Linked DNA regions of Homo sapiens: region 2 is linked to region 1. A link is a loop called in an ENCODE intact Hi-C map of the cell type or tissue named here. Cell type or tissue: CD14-positive monocyte. All regions are shown on one strand. Each heading gives the region's core, and the rest is flanking DNA. Links, peaks and the distances in the headings are about the cores only. Region 1 overlaps FLT1 (fms related receptor tyrosine kinase 1). Region 2 overlaps FLT1 (fms related receptor tyrosine kinase 1).

Evidence for each region. A loop is a pair of places that touch in the nucleus more often than their neighbours do. Peaks named below come from ENCODE experiments on the same cell type or tissue, not always from the same donor. Only the 100,000 strongest peaks of a DNase experiment are listed, where the experiment ranks them.
Region 2: it touches region 1 in a loop (2.2-fold over the local background); 4 of 110 quality-filtered maps call a loop at or near these places.

The regions. Positions count from the first base shown.
Region 1 is chr13:28,465,555-28,470,940 of GRCh38, reverse strand. It overlaps FLT1 (fms related receptor tyrosine kinase 1), which reads left to right. Exons shown (of 30, transcript NM_002019.4): 2 at 3,324-3,420; 3 at 3,812-4,038. Among named protein-coding and RNA genes, the nearest start is that of FLT1, 27 kb to the left of the region's middle. RefSeq lists a silencer at 3,443-3,674. In CD14-positive monocyte, for the core only: no CTCF peak of the experiment used is centred there; DNase peaks (open chromatin) are centred at 2,230, 2,640, 3,610 and 4,130; H3K4me3 peaks cover 981 bases; H3K27ac peaks cover 2,194 bases.
Region 2 is chr13:28,399,102-28,404,487 of GRCh38, reverse strand. The region is part of intron 11 of FLT1 (fms related receptor tyrosine kinase 1); the gene reads left to right. Among named protein-coding and RNA genes, the nearest start is that of FLT1, 93 kb to the left of the region's middle. In CD14-positive monocyte, for the core only: no CTCF peak of the experiment used is centred there; DNase peaks (open chromatin) are centred at 1,307, 2,447 and 3,037; H3K4me3 peaks cover 862 bases; H3K27ac peaks cover 679 bases.

The DNA of each region.
Region 1 (5,386 bases), core at 76-5,075:
GGTGGGCGGATCACCTGAGGTCAGGAGTTTGAGACCAACCTGGCCAACATGGCAAAACCCCGTCTCTACTAAAAATATAAAAATTAGCTGGGTGTGGTGGCAGGCGCCTGTAATCACAGCTACTTGGAAGGCTGAGGCAGGAGAATCGCTTGAACCCAGGAGGCGGAGGCTGCAGTGAGCTGAGATTGTGCCATTGCACTCCAGCCTGGGCGACAAGAGCAAAACTCCATCTCAAAAATAAGTAAATAAATAAATAAATAGCACTTCTCTCAGCTGGGCTTTGGGTGGTTCTTTGAAGTTAGCGGTTTCCTCTGATGAGGGTCAGGAGTACTGGTGTTCTAAGTTGCTGATAAAGAAAGATTCATGTGGTCTGGAAACCAAGATGTAGGCAGTGGGATGTCACAAACAGGGGAACTGCTTCTTTTCCTGGACGGGAGCGCTCAGCATCTCCAGACAGACCACAGAGATAACTACAAGTAATGCCAGAAGTTTCCACAGGAAGCTTCGATGGATCTTTTCCAGCACATGAACAATTGCTCAATTAAATCCCCAGAGTTCCATGCCATAAAGAAGGGCAGAAACTATTCTGGCATGGAAGTTTCTCAGGGCAGGTGTTATCCATTGCTGGCTGTGGCTTTAGAAAAGTCTGGCGTTTCCACAGATCCCTGATTTTGGGCCACATGTTGCCTCAAGAAACTCATAAAGATAAGTATGAGTTAAAATACATTCCTAGGTACCTGAAGGGGTTGACTTGATCTAGGAGGTTGTTTGATAGACCAATGGGATCCATATGAAACAGGGATTTTAATTTAGTTAATATTCAGCCATTTTATTTAGGAGTACTTTGATACCGGGATCTACTGTCTGTAAAAATTACTTTTAATATATTAATTTAGGCTGGGCTCATGCCTCTAATCTCAACACTTTGGGAGGCCGAGGCAGGTGGATCACCTGAGGTCAGGAGTTCAAGACCAGCCTGGCAAACATGACGAAACCCCATCTCTACTAAAAATACAAAAAATTAGCCACGCTGATGATGCGCACCTGTAGTCCCAGCTACTCAGGAGGCTGAGGCACGAGAATCGCTTGAACCTGGCAGGCAGAGGTTGCAGAGTGAGTCAAGATCGCACCAAGGCACTCCAGCCTGGGAAACAAAGTGAAACTCTGTCTCAAAAATAAAATAAAATAAAAATTTAAAAGATATTAATTTATATCATCAGCAATACCAGAAAAGCATATGTTAATTTAGTATCTTTGAAATTATATACCCAGCAAAATATTCTGACAGAAGCAGGGGGAGGGGAAGTGATTCCCCTAGATGTTGGTGATAGTGGGCATCTGCCACGTGCCAGGCAGCAAGCCAGCCTCTTCCACAGCACAGCACCGAATGCACACACCCTGCCTGTGAGGTGGCTCGTAGGCTTTCCAGTTCCACTCACGAGGAGCCTGAGGAGCAGCCAATTAAGTGATGCCAAGGTCATGCAGTCAGTAGGTGGAAAAGCTAAGCCTCAAACGCAGATCTTCTAACTGAATCCAGTTTTTGAGATAGTCAAATCCAAGAGAAACGCTGGAGAGGACTGCTGGGCATAACCAGGGTATTTGACACACACATCATCTCACAGATCTGTGACCTAATGGTAAACCCTCCATGACCATTCACTTAGAGCTTCTACCTTTGCTTCCACTGTTTAAACTGATTTTTTAAAGAAAACTATACCCTGAGATTGGTGCCAAATACTAAGTTTTCCTCCCTCCAAGAATTTCTTTCCTCTCTCCTGCTAACTTCTATTCCCGCCTAAGGAACGCTAATCCTGGGCCCCTCATTCCCTGCCTTTCGGAGGCATTGCAGCTGCCTGGGAAGAGGGGAGGAGGAGGAGGCTGGTGAAGAAGAGGGAGAAGGAGAAGAGAGACTGAGGGATGAGGGGAGGAAGGAGGCGAGAGAGATCCTTAGTGATAGTATTCTGATTGGTCAGTAATAGCTTCAAGGGAGGCTCAGCCTCTGTAGCACCTATGGTTCAAAAAATCATGAGGCTGTCTGTTAGGCTGTTCTTACATTGCTGTAAAGAAATATCTGAGGCTTGGTAATTTATTAAGAGGTATAATTGACTCACAGTTCTCCAGGCTGTACAAGCATGGTGCTAGCATCTGCTTGCCTTCCAGTGAGGCCTCAGGGAGCCCTTACTCATGTCAAAGGCAAAACAGGAGCAGGTGTATCACATGGTGGCAGCAGGAACAAGAGAAGGGGGGAGGTGCCACACACTTTCAGATAATCAGATCTAAACAACAGCACCATGCCATGCATGAGGGATCCACCCCCACGACCCAAACACCTCCCATCAGGCCCCACCTCCAACATTGAGGATTACAATTCACCATCAGAATTGGAGGGTCAGCATCCAAGCTATATCAGGCTGGGACTGTGAGAAATGGAAGGTCAGAGATTTCAAGGTCGTCTAGTCCAATCTCTTTTTTACAGATAAGATAACTGAGATCTGGAAAGAGAGATGACTTGTCTAGGGTGATACAGCTAGTCACTAAAATGGATGTCATTATTGCATCATATGGAGATGTGTAGATTTTAAAGCACTTTCACCACCTCACTTTATTGCCTCACAACAATCCTCCGAGATGTTTGTCGAATGTCACGTAAGCGTGTGAACAGTTCCCTTTTGACTGTACCATTGTAGAGGGAACTCATAGATTACGTAAGACAAACCAAATGTCTTCTAAAACTGATTTTGATTCTATAATTAGTTTTCCAAATGAGGAAACTGGTTCAGAAAGGGAAATGATTGGCCAAAAATATCATTGCTCAACTAATGATTGCATGAAATTCAGAGCCCAGGAAAATTTCTGTACTTTTTATTCAGAAAAAAAGATGAGACAGGCCTATAGGACTAGATGACCCACACTGGAAAAAGTTCAGTATTGAAAATATATTTTGGATGACACTGACATTTATTCTTGAGAGTTTTTACTAAGTTATTGCATATTTGAATATTATAACTAGTTATATATTTTAATATAATTTCATTGAACCTATATGAATCCATTACCATTCTACATAAATAGGCTTTTGGATGTTATTTAGGTCATTTGGTATAAAAGGATATATAATATTTATGAGCAAGGGTAGAGCTAGAAAAAATTTGTGAATTAAGAGAAATTTGTATTAGTGTATCTTTTGCTTATAAATTAAAGATACAAGTAAATTAAAGATGTAAATAAATTAAAAATGAAAAACTCACCTTCATGGAAAGATAACTTAAAAAAAGGTAAGAAGACAATTTACAAATAATACATTTTAAAAATTTGTTTTTCAGGATCTAGTTCAGGTTCAAAATTAAAAGATCCTGAACTGAGTTTAAAAGGCACCCAGCACATCATGCAAGCAGGCCAGACACTGCATCTCCAATGCAGGTAAGTGGCTGTGTTGGTTTGGGAATAATCTAGTTGCCATGCCTAAGGCAAAATCATTCCCTGGCAGAGTAAAAAGGTAGGGACCTCAGTGATCTCCTGTGATCTGCAAAGTGCAAACCATAGGCATCCAGCTTCCCATGAAAGGGGATTCATGGGGAAGGGAGAGCATTACTCACTCAGGGAAATGGGGGAAGGGATGCCCAAATAGTTCTGCATCTTTATTCTGAGTATTGTTCTACAGCTTTTCTGAATGTGTTGCTTTCCCGTAAAGAGGAAGATGACTACACTTAAGAGAGGACCTCCGCTTCCTAATAAAATGAATGCTGAGGAACTGGTGCTGAGCCTAGGGCCCAGCCATAAATATGTTTTGTTTTCTTATCTGTGATTGCAGGGGGGAAGCAGCCCATAAATGGTCTTTGCCTGAAATGGTGAGTAAGGAAAGCGAAAGGCTGAGCATAACTAAATCTGCCTGTGGAAGAAATGGCAAACAATTCTGCAGTACTTTAACCTTGAACACAGCTCAAGCAAACCACACTGGCTTCTACAGCTGCAAATATCTAGCTGTACCTACTTCAAAGAAGAAGGAAACAGAATCTGCAATCTATATATTTATTAGTGGTAAGACTTCCATTTTCTACATTCTGTTTGCTTTTGCTTTGCAAATGAGTCATAAATCTACCCTGATCCATTGGAAAGGTTGCTTTCCTAGTGAGTATGAAAGAAACGGGTTAGGAAAGAGATTCCATCCTAGTTGTAGACACTTTCGTGGATGTCAATTTTAACCAGAATTGTCAAGGCCCAGTTAGTCACTATGTGCTCCACAAAGAGAGAGACTGGTCTGTATAGGTCACCTCTGTACCCACAGCTCCTAGCACAGTATGTGGCCCATAGTTGGATGAATAAGTGAATAAAAGGATTTTAGTTCTATTTCTTAGTTATTGAGAAGCCCAAAATAGAATACATGATTTTTGTCATTTAACACAGCTGCATTCTCTTATATGTTGGAACTGTAAAATACTGTTGTTTCTACTAAATTAATAAACGCAATGTTGCTGTTATCTCGAGTGTTATATAACTGGTTCCAATGGACAATGTTGTATTATTTCATGTTCACTGAGGAACTACTATAATGACATGAGAACTGGCACTGACCAAGATACAGTGCAAAGGGCAAAGGGCAAAAATGAATCATGTTTGATTCATTTTTTATGGTACTCGTAAAAAAATCATTTTCATTCATTCATAATTTTTATGATACTGTTCTTCCTTCCTTAGAGAATGAACAAATGAAGTAACATTCAAAGGGGAGAAATGCAAAATCTTTTAAGAAGTAGAAACTCACAGTAAAATTGGAACCCTGAGAAAGAATAATAAAAATGGCCTGTCACTTTCTTCTTCCTTGTTTAGTTCCAATTTTCAAATCTTGAGGGGATTAAAGAAAAAAACGCACACACACAAACAAGGCTGTAGAGAACACAAAGCAATATTAGTAGGCACTTCAGGCACAGAATCAGGTTTAAAAAAAACAAAAGAAAACAACCAACCATCAGCATCAATAGCTAAATATACATTGTGGGTCTACCTTCTGGTGAGGTCAGGAACTGGGTCTTTGCATTGGAGGTAGTACAATAGAACTAACATTTTAGTGAGGCAGTTCTTTTTCGTTGTTGTTTGTTTGTTTTTTTGAGATGGAGTCTTGATCTCTCACCCATGCTGGAGTGCAATGGCAGCTCACTGCAACTTCTGCCTCCCAGGGGCAAGCGATTACTCCTGCCTCAGCCTCCTGCGTAGCTAGGATTACAGGCGTCTGCCACCACTCCTGGCTAATTTTTGTATTTTTAGTAGAGACTGGGTTTCACCATGTTGGTCAGGCTGGTCTCGAACTCCTGACCTCAGGTGATCCACCTGCCTCGGCCTCCCAAAGTGTTGGGATTACAGGCATGAGCTACCGTGCCTGGCCATGAGA
Region 2 (5,386 bases), core at 260-5,259, 67 kb after region 1:
TTTTGACATATGCTAATGTCACCATCATTCTTTGGCAGATGAGAGTGGTTATCTCTATTTTAAAGATAAAACAGGGAAGATAAGATGATTAACCCAAAGACAGCTTAAAAGTATAAATGAGAGACTCAAACCAAAGTCTTTCCTTTGCAAAACCTAATGCCCTTATAGCCAAGTAAGCCACTGTAGAAATTAGTCAGAGTGGCAATAGCTTATATGATAACACCAATAGTCTCTTATTAAACACTTAGGAAGTTTTTATAACTATAGCAGTAGCTGTAGGTGGTTTACAACTCTTTTTCTCTGACAGAAATAAGCAGTACTTTAAAACAGTCCGTGATGTATAGCTATTGATAAGAGAGCAGTTTAATGAAATACTTAGAGGAAGTTATATAAACTTGAAAGTTTAATTTGTTCTTTCTTTCTTTCTTTCTTTTTTTTTTTTTTGAGACAAAGAGTCTCACTCTGTTGCTCAGGCTGGAGTGCAGTGGCCCAATCTCAGCTCACGGCAACGTCTGCCTCCCGGGTTCAAGTGATTCCTGTGCCTCAGCCTCCCAAGTAGCTGGGATTACAGGCACACGCCATCACTCCTGGCTAAGTTTTGTATTTCTAGTAGAGACGGAGTTTCACCATGTTGGCCAGGCTGATCTAGAACTCCTGACCCTGTGATCCGCCTGCCTTGGCTTCCCAAAGTTCTGGGATTACAGGCATGAGCCACCACACCCGGCCTTCAGATATTTTTAATAAGGAAACTACCTCAGTTTATTAGCAGTGAACAGCAAATTAGTTGTCACAAAGTACTAGAAAAATGTCAAGATGCCATTCATTGGTTGTGTCAATTCATTTTGCTTTTTCCTGACCATGTCAGGAGGATGTACTGTTAACTGCCGGATATTAACACAAGAATTTATAAGCTTAATTTCAGTGGTAACTTCTAGTGCTATTTTGGTATCCTATCCACAAAAATATACAATAGGAAATGAAATGAAAAATGAGAAAGCTAGGTGAAGTTTCTGGCTAACCCAAACCATGAAGTGGCAACTTGACTCCATATATAATGTAAAAACCTATAAAAATCAGTGGAGGTGGAGTATCAAAACATGCCCATGATAAAAGAACGTCCCAAGATTTTCTCCATGAAGGTTTAAAACAAATTTATTGTCTGGTAATTTTACAGTTACGCAGAAGATTTTAAATATAGACCTCTGCACTTGTGCTACCCAACCTGCCATCAGGAGCCCTGGAGTCAAACTACGACACTTCCTCTCTGTATAACCACATACAAACCAGCTCACCTCTCTCAGCTTGAGTTCTTTCCTCCAAAAAAAACAGAACTAATGATACTTGCCTTAGCTAGTACTTCCTGTTACAAGGATGAAATGAAATAACATAATGAAGGCCAGACGCAGTGCCTCATGCCTGTAATCCCAACACTTTGGTAAGCCGATCACCTACCAAAGTGGCGGGCGGATCACCTGAGGTCAGGAGTTCAATACCAGCCTGGCCAATATGGCAAAACCCCGTCTCTACTAGCAATACAAAAATTAGCCGGGCGTAGTGGTAATCCCAGCTACTCGGAAGGCTGAGGCACAAGAATCGCTTGAACTCAGGAGGTGGAGGTTGCAGTGAGCCAACACTGTGCCACTGCACTCCAGCCTGGGTGACAGAGTGAGACTCTGTCTCAAAAAGTAAATAAATAAATAACATAACGTAACGTAACGTAAAGTAACATAACATAACATAATGAGAAAGCCCTATACAAGTACTACTTTAGTAAAGTGAATGTCATATGTACCCTTATGCAATTCCCTAAACTGATTGTGATCATATACAATGAAGACTTTGTTAAACAATTGTTTGCACTGAAAAAACTTTTAATACTCACACTAAACAAAGTCTCTCTCTCTATATATATAGATATATTTTATATCTATATATATGGTACATATCCCATTAGCAGTTGTAATTGTAATATATTAGACTTTAAATAAAATGATTGAGTTCATATCTTGAATTTAGGAGAATTTAGTAATTTTACTTTTAGCATCTACTAATATATCTTTTTGTGGGTGTGAAAAAATGTATCTGTCATATGATGGTGACAAAATGGAAGTTTTGCTGTTTCTGAATTATATGCAGTGCTTTTTCCTTCACAATTAAAACTGTTTTTATTTTCTATACATTTTTAGAAAGCAAATTAAAGTCCCAGCTTAGACTGCGGTGATCCCTTTATCCACCGTCACATGGTAGCCTGCCCAGCAATGCTACTCCACAGATCAGTGGGGCAGCGATCACACTCACGCTGGAGCACCTTGGATTTTTTTTCTTTGTTTTGTTGTATTTTTTTGTTTAACTTAAGGAAGGGTATAGAGGACAATAAAATTTAGTTTCCTTATTGGCGAGTTTTGGCCCAGATTTGTGAAAAGTGAGTCATCAACTGGAGTTGCTAGTAGCAAATGTGCACTTTCGTATTGTCTAAGTGGTGTTGCCAAACTGTTAGGTTTGTAGATATGGAGTAGGAAGTAGAAGGAACCCCGTGTTAGAAAAAACACACAGGAAATACGTTATCACAGCATTAATTCTGTAAGGTTGGAGAATCATTACCATTTTAATGTGTTAGCAATATTTCCATTGAAATCCTTCTGAGTGTACCTTGAGAAATGTGTCCTGTATGAGACAAATCCATGACAGGAGCAAGAATCCTAACCACAGAATTACAGCTTGTGTTTCAGTTCCCACACACACCCCAATTTTTTCTAAATCTCACGTTCTGTTTTCCCATCAGTTGGCTCAAATGTGCCACCCTGTGTTAATTTTAGATTCTTCCATGACCTTTACACATCTACTTTTATTTCTCAGTGAAACACTTGAAAGGAAGCTATATTAGAAACATCCCGAGATTAAAATCAGTGTTCCATATATAGATGTTTAAAAAACGAGTGCTGGAATTAGGCTGAATGACACATCAGCCCATCCATTCTATTCAGTGAGGTTCAAACAACATTGTAGTAACGAATTACTAATGCTTAGTGAAGGGGAAGGAAGGAAGGAACATGAAAAACTCCAAACTTACAGTACTTGCTGATAGTTTTATGAGCATTCCTGGGTCATACCAAAGAGCCTAGAGAATGGGCTTGAAGGATCTGTCTCTAACATGTAAATCCTTGAGGGCCAGGCCAGGCAACTGGAAGCACCACAAAAAGCAAAAGCAGTAAAAATGAAGAGTAGAAAGCATGAGTCCTTTAAGACTAATATAAAATTTGATAGTCTAATTTTATTTATTTATTTATTTATTTATGTATTTTGGCATGATCTCGGCTCACTGCAACCTCTGCTTCTCATGTTCAAGCGATTCTCCTGCCTCAACCTCCCAAGTAGCTGGGACTACAGGCGCCTGCCACCATGCCCAGCTAATTTTTGTATTTATAGTAGAGACAGGGTTTCGTCTTGTTAGCCAGGCTGATCTTGAACTCCTGACCTCAGGTGATCCACTCACCTCTGCCTTCCAAAGTGCTGGGATTACAGGCCTGAGCCGCCGCATCAGGCCTAATAGTCTAATTTTATTTCAGCACTTCTGCTTTTTTCTCTTCCTCAGTCCTCTTTCATTTATTTTCAATTGTGGAAAATGAAAACTAATTATAGCACTAATACAAGTAGATATCCTTAAGAATTTATTTTTGCATACCTTATAGAATAAATGATTATAATTTCAAACGCACAACTCAAATTCTTGGTTACTTTCTCTTTGAAAGTATTTAGTTGATATTGCATGCCCTAACTGTGATGCTATTTTCGTTTTTTTCCCTTAACACCATAGTATTTGGATATAAGGACTGAGGAACAGATTTTTTCCTTTATTCAGAAGACTCAGACATTGAAACTCACTGTCTCATGCAAAGCTGCCTTCTAGTCCAGCCAGACTACACTGATCTACAATTTGCACCTGAGCTCCTTTCTCTGGCCCTATAAAGTTTAAATTTTAATTGTCAAATAATTTTATTTTTAATGAGAAAATGTTTGAATTTATAATTTAAAAATATATCCCCTGAAAGAGAAGTACTCTAGAAATGAGATAAATTTTAATAAAACTGATCATAGGATATGTTTCACCTTATTTTTAACTTTTCTTCTTTAGTGATAACCATTGTATTTATCAAATATATTTTCAAACCACATAACAACAGTTGAAGAGCAGCTTGCAGCTTATGTAAAATGTCATCAGAGAAGCCAACTAGTATTTCTGTAAATAGTAGTAGTATTTAATTTATGTTACCCATCTCTGCGGATTAAAGGAAGTATTCTCAAGGAAAAATTCAATTAAAGGTGTAGACAGAATTTTGCCAATAGATCTGTGTTATTCAACTTAAAGAGTCTCAAGGCGAGAAGCAATCTGGTGTAGAGATTAGGAGCATAGGCGCGGAGGCAGACACACCTGAGCATAAATTCTGCCCAGGCCTGTCTGTGGTCCTTTGCATCTTTGGGTGAATCATCTAATCTCTCGGAACCTCAGTTGTCCTACCTGTAGAATAGGGTAATATACCCATCTCACAGGGTTTTGGGGAGGATTAAATGAGACAATTCCTGTAAAGTGCCTTGCATGCTGCCTGGTGCATTGTAAGGCATACATAAAGGTTCGCAGAAACAAAGAAATAATGTAAACTCCCATCAACGTTGTTTTCTGCTTCTATTTTAATAGAAGCTTTGGAGACATGATTTCTGGGGCAGGCTTGACTACGAGTAATGTGTCTTGTTTGGAAGGTGTCATTCACACAAAAGAAGAAAAATTCAATACATTTCTGTCTCCATCTTGTGACCCGGATTCATTTCACTTCGGGGCACCTCAGTTTTATTCTCTGATTATACATAAATTTGGACCTATTTGACTATTTGTTGGGGACTTGTAAAATGGCCACGGCCATTCCCAGGTTACCTACACAGGTCTTAAATGTGGCAAATGTATACATCTGACTTGATTTTCCCTTGCCACGAAACCCAGTTCTTGTTCTCGGTTGCTCTAAGTTCAATGAAATCAAAATCTTTTAAATAAAAACCCAAACATGACTCATAGATGCAGATAAATGCTGTCCATAATTTCAAACACTCCCAAGCCAACAGAAATGGGTTTTTCACTTACTTACTGAGCAACAATTAATCTGAGAATCTAAGTAAGTTTCTCCTGAGGCCCATTAGGATAAACACTTGAGAACTAACTTCATAAAAAAAACAGTGCTGGAGCTGACACCCCAGCTTAAAAAGGCTTCATCTGAGCTCCTTGTTTCTGAATTTTTTGCATACTGCTTTGAAGGGTCTAAGCTTCCTGAGACAATGTAAGGGAGTCAGAGTCGTATTTGACGATCTCTCCTGTCTTCCAGCTTCCACCAGCTAACAG